Regions from separate parts of the Homo sapiens genome. Here region 2 is linked to region 1. Evidence: chromatin loops called from intact Hi-C (ENCODE). Cell type or tissue: A673. All regions are shown on one strand.

Region 1 (8,000 bases):
TGTGGTGGTGGGCACCTGTAATCCCAGCTACTTGGGAGGCTGAGGCATGAGAATTGATGGAACCCGGGAGGTGGAGGTTCCATCTAGCCTGGGCGACAAAGTGAGACTCTGCCGCAAAATAAATAAATAAATAAATAAAAATAAAATAAATAAATAAATAAATAAATAAATAAATAAATAAAATAACAATGCGATACCACTACAGACTAATTAGAATGGTTAAAGTCCAAAAAATATCAATTTTAGATAAAGATAACAAGCAACAATATTTTTATTCATTTATGATGGGATTGCAAAATGACATACACACTTTGAAAGATAGTTTGGCAGTTTCTAAAAAAGCAAAACATAGTCTACCAAAATGATTTTGTAATCATGCTCTGAGGTATTTGCCCAGTTGAAAATATGCCCACCTAAAAACTTGGATGTGACTATTTATAGCAGCTTTATTAATATTGCCAAAAACTAGACACACCTAAGATGTCATTCGATCGACGAATGGATAAACTATGGCACATCAACTCAATGGAATCTTTTTCAGTGGTAAAAAAAGAAGTATCAAGCTATGCAAAAACATAGATGAATCTTCAAAATGTATTAAGTTAAAGGAGTCAGTCTGGAAAAAGGATACATACTTTATTACTCTATTAAGTAACATCTAGAAAAGGCTAAACCACAATAATCAACACACAAGTGGTTGCCAGTGGTTTGGGGGAAAGGGGCACATTGAAAAGTAGCACACAGGAGCTGTTTTAGAGCAATGGTATTATTCTCTATGAAACCTTAATGGTAGATATATGCCACTAAGTATTTTTTGAAGCCCATAAAATTGTAAAGCAGTAAGAGTAAATTTTAATGTATGAATTTATTTTTTAAATGAAGCAGCCAAAAGATTCAGAATGGAATTCAGAATTTTGAAAGTAATCTGTTTTACAAATGTATGAAATGAGCTCACTGAAGAGGTTTGGAAGAAAAGATGCCCTGAACCAAGTAACTTTTGCAATGAATGTAGTCTTTACAGACTAAAGGAGAAAGAAAATCCACACAAGAGCTGCATTCTACTTAATGAAAATGAAATTGTTTCCCATAGGTTATGGACTAACAATTTAAGACACTGCTATTTACGTATATTTGCATAGAACAATTAAATCGATGATGGATGTTGGCAGTGATGTTTTTCACTGTTGAAGTGGGAAGTTACAGACAAGAAAGAGGGAAGCATAGAATTATCCAAGCAGTTCTGTATCACCGTTGGAAACATCAGTATGAATTCATGTTTAGCTTAATATAGAGGCAAATAAATACCTATATCAATATTTACTGGTATGCATAATATATCAGTTAGTATGCACAGTATATTTCCTTTCTCTCTCTGCTAAAGTAATCGGTGTTTTTTTTTAAGACTAAGTTAATGAATATGCAGTCTGAACTTGGATCATCTTGAAGTGCCAGAATGTAAGGAACCACTCAAAACCAAGCAAACAGAACCACAAACAAGTGAAGAGGATACGTCAAAAGAACACAAGAGCCAATTTAAAGAGTTCCCAATGGCCAAAGTTGGAACAATTGGAGCAACAAAATGAAGTAGGAGTAGATTATAATCCAAAGCATGGCATAAATACCCATGAGTCCACAGTTATATAAAATAATGATTGAACATGTAAATAAAAGGGCAGAACATACAAATCTCTTGTGAAGAGGAATTCCAAATACTGTATTGTCACTACCCTGCCCTCTGTGAGATGGAGTATAACTCTCCACTCTTTAAATATGAGCTTCACATAGTGAATTCTTTCTAATTACTACAGTATGAAAAGGGGGAAAACAGTAAATGCATAGTGGAGAAATCTAACAAACACTGTGTCAGCCGGGTGATCAAGATTAACTGCAATATTGTAAATCATATTGATAATATTGATTCTTGACACAAGGTGATGAAAATCTCACTTTTGGTCTATGGTTTTCCAAAAACCCATGACCTTAGTCTAATCATGAGAAAACATCAGACGACTCCCAAATGAGGGATGTGCTAACAAATAACTGATTAATATTTTTCAAAATTGTCAACGTTATCAAAACTAAGGAAAGTCTGGGAATTTGTCACATCCAAGAACAGCTTAAGTAGACGTGACAACTAAATGAGCTGTGGTATTCTATGGGAAATCTGGAACAGAAAAAGGACATTTAATAAAACAAAATAAATCTGAAGAAAGTATGGCCCTTGGTTAATATTAATGTTTCATTATTGGTTCATTGATTGTGACAAATGCATGATACTAATATAAGATGTTAACATTAGGCAAAACTCAGTATGGGGTATATAAGAACAAGCTAATGTCTTCAAAATTTTTCTGTAATTTTAAAAGTATTCTAAAACTGAAAGTTTATTTCAAAAATAGATTCACCATCATTCACACACATAAAGCCTAGAATTATGAAATTTAAGCACTAAAAAAAGTTTTTCAGCCTCTTTAAACATAAAAAGTAGCTCTATTAAAGCAAAGGGAATTATAGTGCCTTACTCAAAAAATTACTTTGAGAATCAAATAATGTGTCTTAATGTCAATTCTTATTAATAGTGATAGTCTCAATGCCTAAAACAAGTTTGTTTATCAATGAAATAAAGCAATCACAACATTCCCTTATTCTCTTTTTCACTCTAGCACACACAGTAATCCATTTAACCATCTTTACCTTTCACTGAGTTAAAAAATCAATCAATCAAAGATTAGCTGGCTCAGGCAAAGAAACAGGGGCTTCAAAATGATGGAATAGATTCTTTTGAAAAGTTGCATTTCTATGTTGGGATGCAGAAAGTGAAAAGTGGGAATGTGTATTTAATTAGCTACATAATATAGTCCATGTTCAGAGACTGGTATAGAGTCAGTACAAATAAATGTTAGTAATCAATGATGCTTTATCCAATGAATTTTTATTAAGTATGTTTCATTGTTTGCTTTAAATAATACATGAGCTTAATATATCCTGTAAATCTACTTATTAAGTGTGCACTATGCATTTGACTAAGCTATGAAAATTAATTAAAATTTAAATATACAACAATACATATACACATGAATATATATTCTTGATTTGGAACTCAAAAACAATGAATGAAAAAGAATGTATGCAAATGAAAATAACATAAAACAATAAAAGGTTGAAAAATGGGTTAATCCATCAAGAGCTCATCACAAGAAACTGTATTCAATGTATTTGTAACTATGTTACAGCAACAAGGTCAAGGAGTAGCTATGAACCAAATGAGAAGATTCAGATTGTTAAAGGTGGAATTCTAAGAGGAAAGAGTTAGGCAAGAAAGTTGCTGAAGTTCTGTAGGACTTGCTTTTGCTATACAGGGAACAATATAATTTTGAGAACGAGACTAAAATAAGAAAAAAGTAGGCACAGTGATTGCTGGGTTTAATGTGTTTAAACAACAGGCGGCTAGGTTATGAGGAACAGATGAATAGGAGATCATAATTAGTTATTGTTATATTGAATATTAAAGTTTTGTGTGTTCAACTATTTTGTCTGATGGCAAGATCCAGTATATACCTATTGTCATACATAATTGAATATGAAGAATAATATGGTTGAAGCCAAGTCAGTGGATGTGGTTTTTTTTAATACCCAAGATGAGTATCTGTGTACTTGTTTACCTGGAACAACCTGGTGTATACTTGATGTCCTGACATAATTATCAGTAACACTTTTGTGTACTCTTGAAGTTTACTAATTTGAATACAAATGATATGATCATCTCCTCACTTTGGGTCAGTAGCAAATCACCATAACAATTTGGAAATAGCCAGGAATTCTTAAGAAAATAGAACAAAGGAGAGAAGTGGAAAATTGTAAGTTGATATTTTGAACAGGAGCTGAATGAAAACTTTTGCATGAAGGAGACAGAGTAACAGGGTGGAAGCCATCCAAACTTACCTCCTATTTTTTCTTAGCAGAGCTCTTTTTGGACAAGTCTGGTTTATTCTGTTATTGCAGTCCATGCCCTGTACTTTATCATGAACTTTATTCATACTATGCCCCTAAATGAAATAATTTTTCTCTTCTCCTTCTTCAAAACAATTTCTTTAACCATTCAAAGCTTAGCTCCAAAATGACCTCAATAAAATACCTTGAAGAAATAGGAATAAACAGTCATCCAAATTCTTTAAGAAGGTTGCAGAATTTAATTTTTGTTGATCTTGTCCTGCAGAATACATACCAAGTCCCGGTGAATTTTTGATAGTCTCCAGTGACTGTTGAAAACTACAAAAATAGCCTAGTGAGAAATATTTGATGCTCGTACTTATAATCAAATATAAATATCAGTTCAGCTCAGGATTGAAGTATGTTTAATCTCTCCATACATACTAAGCTTTTATCTTTTAATAAAGAGACGGTAACTACATATGCTATATGAGTTTGTAGCTACATTTCTATAGAAACTATTAGCCTAATAAAGTTTATTGTATGACCTATTTTGTATGTTCATACACACAGAAATACTAGTGGCTAGGTTAATGCCTACATGCTGAGAAGATATTCCTCAAGGAAGCATAATACAAGTGAAGAAGTATACATGTTCCCTTTTTGTTTGTAGTGTTGGATATTGTTTTGTTCGGTTTTGTTTGTTCTGGGGTTAGGCAAGCTCCCTTTCTGTACTGCAAAGTTATAAAATTTATCTTTAAAGACTTTATCTTATTTATTTTTAATATCACATAATAGTTGCCTACAGTTGATAAGGTTCGGGAAGTATCACCTGCTAATGCCCTCTGCTGGTAGAACCTTATGAAAGATATTTCTGCATTTGAGAATAGTTGTTCAGTACTGTAATTCATTACTAAAAATCCCTTAACATTATGAGCAACAAAAACAATTTCTCATATTTATATTAACTATCTTTAAAAATGGTCTATACTTATATAAAGGCAGTCTTATTTCTTTGAAAAAAATTTTAAAGGACATGAACATCATATGATTCTTTCTCTTAAGAAGTTCTGTTCATTATATTAATGATTCATGGATGACTTCTTTAAGAGAAATAATTTCACTTGCTTACAGTATATTTTCTATTTTTATTGCAAATAGATATACTTTTGACAAAAGTTGTAAGTAAATAACTAGCCTTTTTTCAAAAAATTAAAATACATGGCTGGACTAAATTATAAGAAGATATTATCTTTTAATCATAATAATATCTCCTTAGCTGACAATTCTATTATTACTTTTAGATGATGTATCAATTGAAACCCAAATATTATGTGTATTTGCTTTTTAAGAGACTCATTAAAATTGCACAAATTTGATGAGTGACTAGAGAGTTTTGAAGTGAACTAAATGACGTGTTAGAATTTTAAAATAAACCAAGGTTAGTGTTAAAAATTTACCAACACAAATTTCTTTCATAGCAATAATATTTCTAGTACCTATTCTGATACTTTAAATAAACAACACAATCTTCTAAAAACTTTTATTATGCATTACTTATACGCATAATATGATATAAAATTTAATCATTAAAACACTCTATATGAACTTCTTTTAATAAGTTTCAGTTAAACAAATTCTAACAACAATTTACCTTTATTCTCTTCTCTGTTTCATTCCAATTCTTTATTTTTATAAATACAAGTCATGATGTACATACATGTGTTTGTGTGTGTATACTTTTTGACTACATAGATGGTTTAAAAACCTCTGATATAATTGTCATGGGATCCTTGGGGTGTTGCCTCACCATCAGGAAACCTCTGTGGCTAGTGGTGTCTTCTGCCTAAGTATTGCTTGCACCTGCTGGACTCATTCTGCTCACTCAGCCCAGAAGGCTATCCTTGGCTCCTGTTAATGGCCAGGATCCCAGACCTGCCAAGGGCAAGCCAGTTGCAGAGCAGCTAGAGGTGTGTAGGCAAGTGAGTGCAGGTTCTGGCCACTGCACACAGCCAGGCACTCTGGCTGTTGCAGAGGGGCAAGGAGCCCTGGGAGCTGGCACCTGTGCCAGCTGGACCAGATGCACGTGGCTGCTGCTTTGGGCAACTGCTGCTTTGGGCAACTGCGTCTGGACAAGGCGAATGCAGTGTCACGCAGAAGCTTGGAGATGCCAAAGAAGGTGTCACAGCCCTCATGCAGGGAACCACTAGGTCTGGGCTCCCAGAAGAGCTGCAGTTCTGCTCTCTTTCTTGTTTCCCGCAACATGGCGAGTAGTGGTAGGGGGAGGATTTCAGCCCTGTTTGTGTTACAGCTATTCTAGTCCTGCCATTCAGCATGTCACGAGTTCTTTTCCCATGTCCGGGAAGAATGAGTGGACAACTGAAGGGTGAGCAAGGTAAAGACGAGCTTCCTTGAACAACAGAACAGTTCTCGGGAGACCCACAGTTGGTAGCTCCTATCTGCAGGCAAGTCATCCTGTCTGAGTGTACAGCTCTCAGCAAAGAGGAAACCCCCAGTGGGTAGATCCTCTCCGCAGGAAGGTTATCCCTATGTCTACTCAAGTCTAACTGAGTCTGGCGTTTCTATGGGCTTCAGAAGGGAGGAAGTACATGCTGATTGGTCCATGGGTGGCCATGGGTGGGCCTTGAAAAAGCACCGTAAGTTATCACTCCAGAACTGGCAGCCTAGTCCCCAGGCCTCAGACCATCTTTGACCTGAAGGTGTGGTTTCACTGGGGACCCTCCCCATTTTGCCTGAGAGCCTATCTGCCTCTTGTCACCATCCATGGTGCCCAGGCTGCTCATGGCAAGAGGCACCTGTAGGCCCACGCTGAGCCACCCTCAGCCCCCACCCCAGCCTCCCTCCTATGCTGGTCCACGCCCAAAGTCTGGGAGGGGCCGAGGTGACAGGTGGCTGGCATGTCAGCTCTGCCTTGAGATGTGCACACCTGGCCGGGTTGTGACTGTGCCTGGGCTCAGCTTTAACTTTGCTCTGAAATCCGTGCTGGGGGTGGGGAGAGGCCAGGCAGCGGAAGCAGGCACTTCCAAGCCTGCAGTGCAGGGAGGCTTCCCGCCCCTGAAAGTGCAGAGATGCCTGGGTCTGCAGGGGCAGCTGAGTGGCAGCAGCTGTGCCTTGGAGGGCAGGGATCCCACCCGTCCAAGTTGGAAGGGGACGGAGTTCTCACCTGTTCCTGGCTCTTGTCGGATCCACGGAGAATGCAGCCCTGGCTGTGCCTGCCACACTGCAGTCAGCATGGCAGCAGCTGGTCCAGACCTCCGCTGCTGCCATCATAATCACCGGCATCAGCACTATTCACAGTAGCAAAGACATGGAATAAAGCTACATGTCCATCAATGATAGATTGGATAAAGAAAATGTACTTATGCACCATGGAATACTATGCAGCCATTAAAAATTAGATCATATATTTTGCAGGAACGTGGATGGGGCTGGAGGTCATTATCCTTAACAAACTAACACAGTAACAGAAAACCAAATACTGCATGTTCTCACTTATAGGTGAGAGCTAAATGATGAGAATACATGGACACATAGAGGGGAACAACACACACTGGTTTATTGGAAGATGGAGGATAGGAGGAGAGAGAGGAACAGGAAAAATAACTAATCGTTATTAGGCTTAATACCTGGGTGCTGAAAAAGTCTGAACAAGAAACCCCCATTTGTTACATTTTTCTGTGTAACAAACTTGCACATGTACCCCTGAATTTAAAATAAAAGTTAAAAAAAAAATCTGGCATCCTATTAGCCTCACTTTTTCCCTCAGTACAAATTCCTTCAATATAAGAACTGTTTGAGTTTTAGCTTCTCAATATTGTATCATAATTATCACAACTTTTTTCGTAATTAATTGTAAGTTTATAAACTTATTATTAGTTAACATAATTTGGCTCTTCACCAAATTGTTAGTAATGCCAAGATTCCAGATTTAATCTTTTTAATTCTGACATTTTGATAGCCTGGCTTTAGGATGGGAATTGGGGAGACCTATACCAGATGTTATTCCCAAGGAAACTACTGGAAATTGTAAACTTTAGCAAGATAAGCAA
Region 2 (8,000 bases), 890 kb before region 1:
CCAGGTTGCAGTGCAGTGGCACAATCTCAGCTCACTGCAGCCTTCGCCTCCTCAATTGAAGTGATTGTTATGCCTTAGCCTCCGGAGTGGCTGGAATTACAGGCGTGTGCCACCACATCCAGCTAAATTTTTGTATTTTTAGTAGAGGCAGGGTTTCACTGTGTTGGCCAGGCTGGTATGGAACTCTTGGTCTCAAATGATCCACCTGCTTTGGCCTCCCAAAGTGCTAGGATTACAGGAGTGTAAGGATATATATATCCTGAAGAAGATTGGACATCTTTCTGGCAATCCTATGTATGTAAACATGTTAAATAATCTTGTTTACGTCTCTTCTGGATGCTCAAGGGGCCATCTGCAGCACCCAAAAGCCAGGCATCAGGAATGACAACCTTGAAACTGAAATTTGATTTGGGAAAGTTTGTTGAATATGTTAGAGGTTTAAAACACTTGATATTCTGAAATAGAATTTCAGATTACCATAAGTCATTTGTTCTGCGAAAATGATGACTCAAAAATTTGAAAAAGCAAAAATCTTTCATTAGGCCTTATCATTATATGAAAATCCTGTTTAAGAGAAAGCTAAATTCCATCCTTGCATTAGTTTTCTATTAATGTTAACCACAATTTTAATGAAAACTTATAGACAATTTTAGTTAATTTTGACAAGTTTTACCATGATGTGAGATTTTCACAAACTTTTTATAACCCTCTACAATTTTGCTAGAGAAAATTTGCATTGTAAGAAAACCTTGTTGTGCTTGAATTTTAATGCTTAATTTATAAAACTATATTATACCCTTTTGAATTTAGTTAATATGTTTACACACAGAATTTTTTTTGCAAGATTAATTTTTACAATCTTTTCACAATTTGCTTAAACTTTTTGCTTTATTATATTTAATTTAAGACAATCCTTTTTCTCCGTGCAAAATATATATTTTCAAGCCTTTTTATAATCTTTCACTAAAAACACATTTTACTGCTCTTGCATACCTTGTATATATATTTATTTTCAGTAGTTTTAATTACATGTTATGATGGTAACTCTTAACAATTTTTTAACGTGAATGTAAAACCTATTAAGTTGTTTTAATTATGTCCTAGGTGCAGATAAAATTTGACTCCTTCCGACATAGTTAGGGACATGAATACTTCCATATGTCCCCAGGCCTTACCTATTGTGAAGCAGGCAAGGTGAACAAGTTTTATACATCAAAGAAGCAGTTTACAACTTTAAAACATTTAGCAAAACTAGTGTCTGACCTGCATAATTTAGACTATCTATTTGCATCTTGAAGACATTTGCTCTTTATTGATAATCTCCAAGGCTCTTCTTATTTCTTAAAGATAAAAGTCATAGGAACCAAGAGGCACTACAGCCTTTACTTTTCCCTTAAAAATATTTGATTCAAGTGGCCGGGCGCTGTGGCTCACGCCTGTAATCTCAGCACTTTGAGAGGCCGAGGTGGGCGGATCACAAGTTCAGGAGATCGAGACCATCCTGGCTAACACAGTGAAACCCCGTCTCTACAAAAAATACAAAAAAAAATTACCTGAGTGTGGCGGCGTGCGCCTGTAGTCCCAGCTGCTGGGGAGGCTGAGGCAGGAGAATGGCGTGAATCCGGGAGGCGGAGCTTGCAGTGAGCCGATATCACGCCACTGCACTCCAGCTTGGGCGACAGAGCGAGACTCCGTCTCAAAAAAAAAAAAAAAAATTGATTCAAGTGCTTATCCTTCTTTAAGTTAACTCATTAGAGCTCCCTCTTTTTAAATAGACATTACCCACATAACACATATATAATCAGACAGAAACAGAAGAAGATCCAGTAGCTATAACATTTTTAATTTGCCTATTTCCCAACTGGCTCATTGGCCTCTCGTGAGGCCCCTTAAGAAGATGGCTAGGAACAGTTTCCAGGGCTCCATGAGGAAAACAGAGATTTTTCCCAAAATGGGATTTGTAACACCTGTTCTGTTTTCCCGAGGAGTTGCATGCCACCAGAAGTTATTCTAGGGCCTTTCATACCTGCACCAAGAGGGACAAGACAGAGCGGAGAAAAGTAACTCAGTCAACTAAGAAAAAAACCTCTTTTAGATAAACAAGACTTATGAACAGAAAAACATAAAGGCCTTTTGAATATACTCATAGCTTGGATATCTGTTTTTAATTACACTGAATGCTCTTTAACAAAATCCTTTTTTATTCATTAAAACTTTACTGATAATATAAACAGTGATTTTTACCATTTCTTATATCAGTTTGCACCACCACTTGTTCAAAATCATGTTTAGGTTTTCCAGTTTCCTCTGGGAGATAGCGGCTGGCTTCAGGCAAGGGCAGGTTTTTAACTGGACTGTAGATCCCTGTAGCAGCAAAGCTTGATACTTGAGGAGGTGATTGTCTGTTAGCCAGAGACTTCCCTTAGATGGCAGCAGTCCTGCTATCCTGTGTGGGGTGCAAACAGTTAAGTTATTCCCCATGGTTAACCCACTGGCTGTTGAGCTGGACCTTGAGCCTTAATCAAATCTCCCAGGCCTATTTCCTTCCTTTCTGATATATAGAGATCAAATACCTTCCCTATAGGAAGACTGAGGGCTGATGCTTTAAGTAAGACTTGCTTTAGCTGGTTAAGGGCTTTTGAGTTTTAGGTTGCCAAGTTATGGAGTGAGTTCTAGCTGCTTGAGTTTCTTTTATGAGGTGGCATAAAGGATGAGTTATTTCACCATACTGAGGTATCCACGATCTACAAAAACCTGTGATGCCCCCATATTTTCCTAGCTGTTTGAGGGTTTGGGGAAGGGGAAAGGAGGAAATAGGCTGAATCTTTTCCTCGTCTAATGCTCTGGTTCCTTCTGACAAGACAAGACCTAGGTATCTAACCGAAGTTTGCCAGAGCTGAGTTTTAGATTTGGAAATTTTTTATCCTTTACATACTAGAAAATTAAGAAGAACCTCAGTGCCTTCTTGAGAAACCCCCTCAGTTGGGGCACAGAAGGGAGTGTTTTTACATAGTGCAAAATATTAAATTGAGGGTGAATAAAACTAGAAAGATCTTTGGACAGGGCCTGTTTCAGCAACTTTCTTCTGATATCAGGAGCTGCCTGAATAATGAAGTTGTTTTCTATTAAATTGGGAGACAAGTAGGTGTGTCTTACTAAAGCTTCTCTCAGCCTTTCCAAAAAGGCAGTGGAATTTTCATCTGGTTTCTGGTTCAACAAGGACAGTTTAGATTAATTAAGAGGTTTGCTTAATTTGCTGGTTCTTCTTATTTTTTGCAAGACTTTTAATAGGCACATTAGAAAGTGGGGTTTTTTTCACTTATTTATGGGGTCACTAGGGCCCCAGTTAGGGTATTCAAGGTGCACTGACTCTCTTCCTATTGGGAATGAGGATTCTGTCTGTCTTTATTATTTTACCCTGTTTCCCCTTTTGACTGAGTTTCTTTTTTGACTGCCTATTATTCATCTTTGAATATCTTTGCTGCCTGTAGGTTTTCTTGTTTCCCTGAAACAGGGTTTGGCTTAAAAGTAGTATACCAACTCTTAATGTAAGATTCAACACTTGGGTTAAATTTTGAAAGGCATATATATACATATATACACGTGTATATATACATATACATGTGTATATATACATATATACATATATATGATATATATAATATATATATATCAGAGTTATTAGAGAACTTGTCTAGATTCTCCTTTGTCTAAGGTGCTGTAATGAGAAGGGAACTTGGAATCTAGTGGCACCATGTTCATTGGGCATTTCCTGGAGGGGCAAAGGCAAAATTGGGAATTTTTTGAGTGGCACAACCAGAAGAGCTAATGATTTGGCTATTGGGATTCCCAAATAAATGGAGCAGGTAGAGCACCCAGATATTGCATTTAAGCATTCCCCAAGGATGCGTCTGTCTTTGGGGAATTATCCTTTGTAGGCTTTCCTGACACGGCTGCCAAGAGGTAAGGGTTAATTTTACAATGCTTGCAAGGATCTGGGTTGTCTTGCAGGGTAAAGAAATATCTAGTTGTTGGATACTACTGAATTTAATGCATCCCTAAGAAGGCTAGGCCTTCTCATTGTAAGATGGCCATGCCCTTGTGCAATAGAATATAAGCTGTTTTCTTTTTAGAGTCTTAGGGTCAAAGATGTTTCCAGTTATTCAAAATGCACTCGAGGGGTGTACAGACTGCAGATAGTTTGTTACCCATCTAGAAAGTGGGGGGAGACAAGGCATCCCTCAGTTGCCTTCCTCCCTTTTGTGTGACACAGGGTGCAGGAAAAGAGAGAAATGGTGTCCCCCTTCTCCTCCTTTCTGCTCTCCTCTGAGTCCTGGCGACCATTATAGGTGCCACCCCATGGTTACAAGAGTGACCTTTACCCATGGTCCTGGAAAAGCTAGTCAGCAGAATGTGGTCACACTTACCTGCTTAAAACTTTAGCCTTCCACCATGCTGGATTCCTAGACTCACTCAGCCCAAAAGATACCAGAGGTGCCCCAGAGGTCTGGGAGAAATTATATAGTAGTTGGATTTGGAAAAGACCCTTTAATGGAGGGAGTTTTTTAAAACTATCTTTAACTTCCCTTGCTATGGCCGCATTAAAAAATTGAAATCCCACAGAATGGGACTGATTAACTTCTAAACATAAAATTAATTTTTTGTTTAAATTCCAATGTAATTGATTGCAAAACAGGTGCCTTAAAAGAGTATGAAAATTGAATAGCTGCCCCTATTTTGATGGGGACATTATTGAAGCTAAGATCTGTCTTATCAGGATAGCTTCCTCCTGGCTGTGGAGAGTGAAGTTTTTTTTCTGTTTACAAATAGGACATGTGGCCTGATAACTGAGAGAAGGATGCAGAAGAAAAAAGAATTGAGTAACCAGAGGTTTGGGGCAGAGGTCTAACAAGGCTCTCCGTGGAAAAAAATCCATTTCCACTAGGTGGCGGTGTAGGGTTAGAATGTTAGGTAAAAACAGACTCCAAATTCTTTTCATGCAAAATTTAGGAAAAGAGGTTTAGGGTTTGATAGGCTGCCCCTATAGAATTCCCCCCAGCATAATAAAATTAACTTGTCTCCCAAAAGAACTATTTAAATTCACTGGACAATGCTAAGCTCTTATATAAAGGAAAATACAACCCAAATGGAGAGGAGAATATACACTTAGGGTGAAGTTTGCTCCCATAGGGTGCCATGAATATCTATTATTGAGGGAGAGAAGGGACCTTACCAGGTGAAAATTTAGACTGAAATCTTGATTTTGCCCAGTTTCTAGGAAGTTACAGAAACAACAACCCTTTGTATTACATTCCTGATTGCTAAGACACAGACTAACTCCACCCAACAAGATTCTATCTCTAGTTTGCAAAAACACCTGCAACATTGTACGTAAAAAAAGGATAGGGCCGAGTGTGGTGGCTCACACCTGTAATCCCAAGATTTTGGGAGGCCAAGGCAAGCTGGTCACCTGAGGTCACGGTTCAAGACCAGCCTGGCCAACATGGCAAAACCCCATCTCGATCAAAAGTACAAAAATTAGCGAGGCATGGGGGCTGGACTGGCATCTGTAATCCCAGCTATTCAGGGGGCTGAGACAGGAGAATAGCTTGAATCTGGGAGGCAGAGGTTGCAGTGAGCTGAGATCATGCTGCTGCACTCCAGCCTGGGCCACAAGAGCGAGACTCCATCTCAAACAAACAAACAAACAAACAGGCATAGGAGATATGATATCTGGGAGAAGAAAGAAGGAAAATGCAATAGGAAACTACTGGAAGTCCTTGTGCTGACATCCTGATGGGTCATCAGTGACTGGACTTAGTCTAAGGACATTCAGATAACACTGAGGGGTAGCCCCAGCCAGAAATCTTCAGTTACTCTAGGACATCCTTCCAACCCCACACAATGGCTAGGTCCTCCATGAAAGGAAACAAGATTGAAATAAACAAGAATCCTCAGAAATTAAAGTAAAGGGTTAAAGTTAAACATTCACTCTTGATGAATTCCCTTCTGATGAATTCCCTTCTTCCTGGCCCATTCACCAAGATGTAGCGCCTGGAGTTGTTTGTCCTACTGCCAAAAAAATTAAGGAGCACAGACATAAAAGTGAAGTTGGAGTGAAAGTTTAATAAGCAAAAGAAGAAAGTTCTTTGCCAGCAGAGAGTGGGTCCCAAACGGGAGTACTCCCTATGAGGCTGGAGTCCAGGGTTTTTATGGACCGGGAAAGGGAAGAAATTTGGCCATGAGCTGTCTGGAGAATGCATCGCTAAGTTTGGCCCAAGGCCTTGGCCCAGGACCAATCAGGGGCTGAAGTGATGATTCATAAGGGCTGGACTTACAGTCCAACAAAGGAAAACAGAGCGCCCACCAGAACCCACTGGAACCCACTGTGCCCATGCCCACAAATGCAGAAGAAACTTTTCCTGGGAGCCCACTGACTATACAAAAGACAAAGGCATTTCTAGGCCAGGCCTTGTTCCTTTATCTGAGTGAGCTGGAGATTTGTGCAAGTTTTTATCCAAATGGATTGGAGGATTTCTGTGTAGCCGTGGGCATGTCTTCCAGCACAACAGCCTGTGCTAGTTCCCTTATCGATGCTACAGCTCGAATTTTTCCTCAGGCTGCTTATTATGTTACGTGAGGATGAGGCACTGAGCAATGGGCTGCGATTTCCCGAGGACCCTTCCCTTGCTGTCCACCTAAGGCAAACTAACCAACTCCTTTCAATATTATATGAATGCTGCCTAACAACTTTCAAAGCACTTTCCTGCATATCCCAGAAATCTAGTACTGTTAAAGCAATATAATTTTCATTCAGATTTTTTTTATATTTACCAATGTGAAAACATAGTAGAAATATATATGTCTTGTAAATTTAGCTTGCTAAAAAAGAGACTTTTATAACTTTAAGGTGATAATGGAAGGAGTTTGAACAAGTATTATTTTTTAAACACATAATGAGTCACTGCTATATTTTACAGACCATCTGAAAGACTAACTTAGATAAGAAGCATTAGCCAATTTTACTGTAAAATAATGGTTATTTTTACATTAGTTAGTGTGTCTGCATAACATTATAAGTCTCCCCTATAGATCACAAAAATATTCCTAAAAATATGTGATAACCTGAAGTAAAACAAGAGAACAGCTTTTCTAATGTCCCTATTTTATCTGATATATAAGAGTCATCCAAGGAAAATAGAACACATTCATATATTTAGATTCTGGATAATTAGAAAATATTATAAATAACCACATTGTTTAATACAAGTGTATGATTTGTTTATGTATTATCAGTAATAAATGTACAAAATTTCACACTTAACCATAACTCCAGAGCTACTGCTGTACTGCAAATAATTATAAAAAAGAAATAGCCCTAAGAGATTATGGTTCATGAAAAGAGATGCAAACAGAAGTTAATCTATAATATCATACATGTGAATTAACATATTTTATAAATATTGATTTCACTAACTGGGAATGCATAATAATTCTGATTATTTTTTAAAAAATTAATTTTATCTTTGGTTTGCTTAAAGAAAATCGGTTCGGGAATTTCTCCTTCTACCCTAAATAAAGTAATAGGATTTATATCTTCCCTCTCAACTAAAACAACCAAAAAAGGTAACAGACAAAGTGCGTAAAACAGTTGTCAAAACACTGGACTCAGAAAATGAAGGCAGTGATATATGAGAGAAAAAAAAAAAAAGAAAAGCAAGGTCAAACTTACAACCTTACAATTAATCTTTCTTACTGCTTTGAGATAATTTTCAGCCTGTGGTTTACTGAGAGGGAACTTAGACGAGCCCAATAGCCATAGGAAGGCAAAAGCAACACAACCCATAAGATCACTGTATTAGTCAGGGTTCTCTAGAGGAATAGAACTAATGGAATATATACATATGTGTGTGTGTGTGTGTGTGTGAGTGTGTGTATATATATATATGATATATATCAAAGGAATTCAGTGGAGAAAAGATAATCATTTCAACAACTGA

The links. Hi-C counts contacts between places; a loop is a spot of excess contacts. Peaks named below come from ENCODE experiments on the same cell type or tissue, not always from the same donor. Only the 100,000 strongest peaks of a DNase experiment are listed, where the experiment ranks them.
Region 2: a loop joins it to region 1, with 7 times the contacts of the local background. A loop is called at or near these places in 7 of 110 quality-filtered maps.

Annotation. Positions count from the first base shown.
Region 1 is chr3:163,946,822-163,954,821 of GRCh38, forward strand. No RefSeq gene overlaps it. Among named protein-coding and RNA genes, the nearest start is that of MIR1263, 220 kb to the right of the region's middle. In A673, a CTCF peak has its summit at 4,791 (motif pointing left); no DNase peak of the experiment used is centred here.
Region 2 is chr3:163,052,137-163,060,136 of GRCh38, forward strand. No RefSeq gene overlaps it. Among named protein-coding and RNA genes, the nearest start is that of LINC01192, 250 kb to the right of the region's middle. In A673, a CTCF peak has its summit at 4,937 (motif pointing right); a DNase peak (open chromatin) is centred at 4,945; H3K27ac peaks cover 2,858 bases.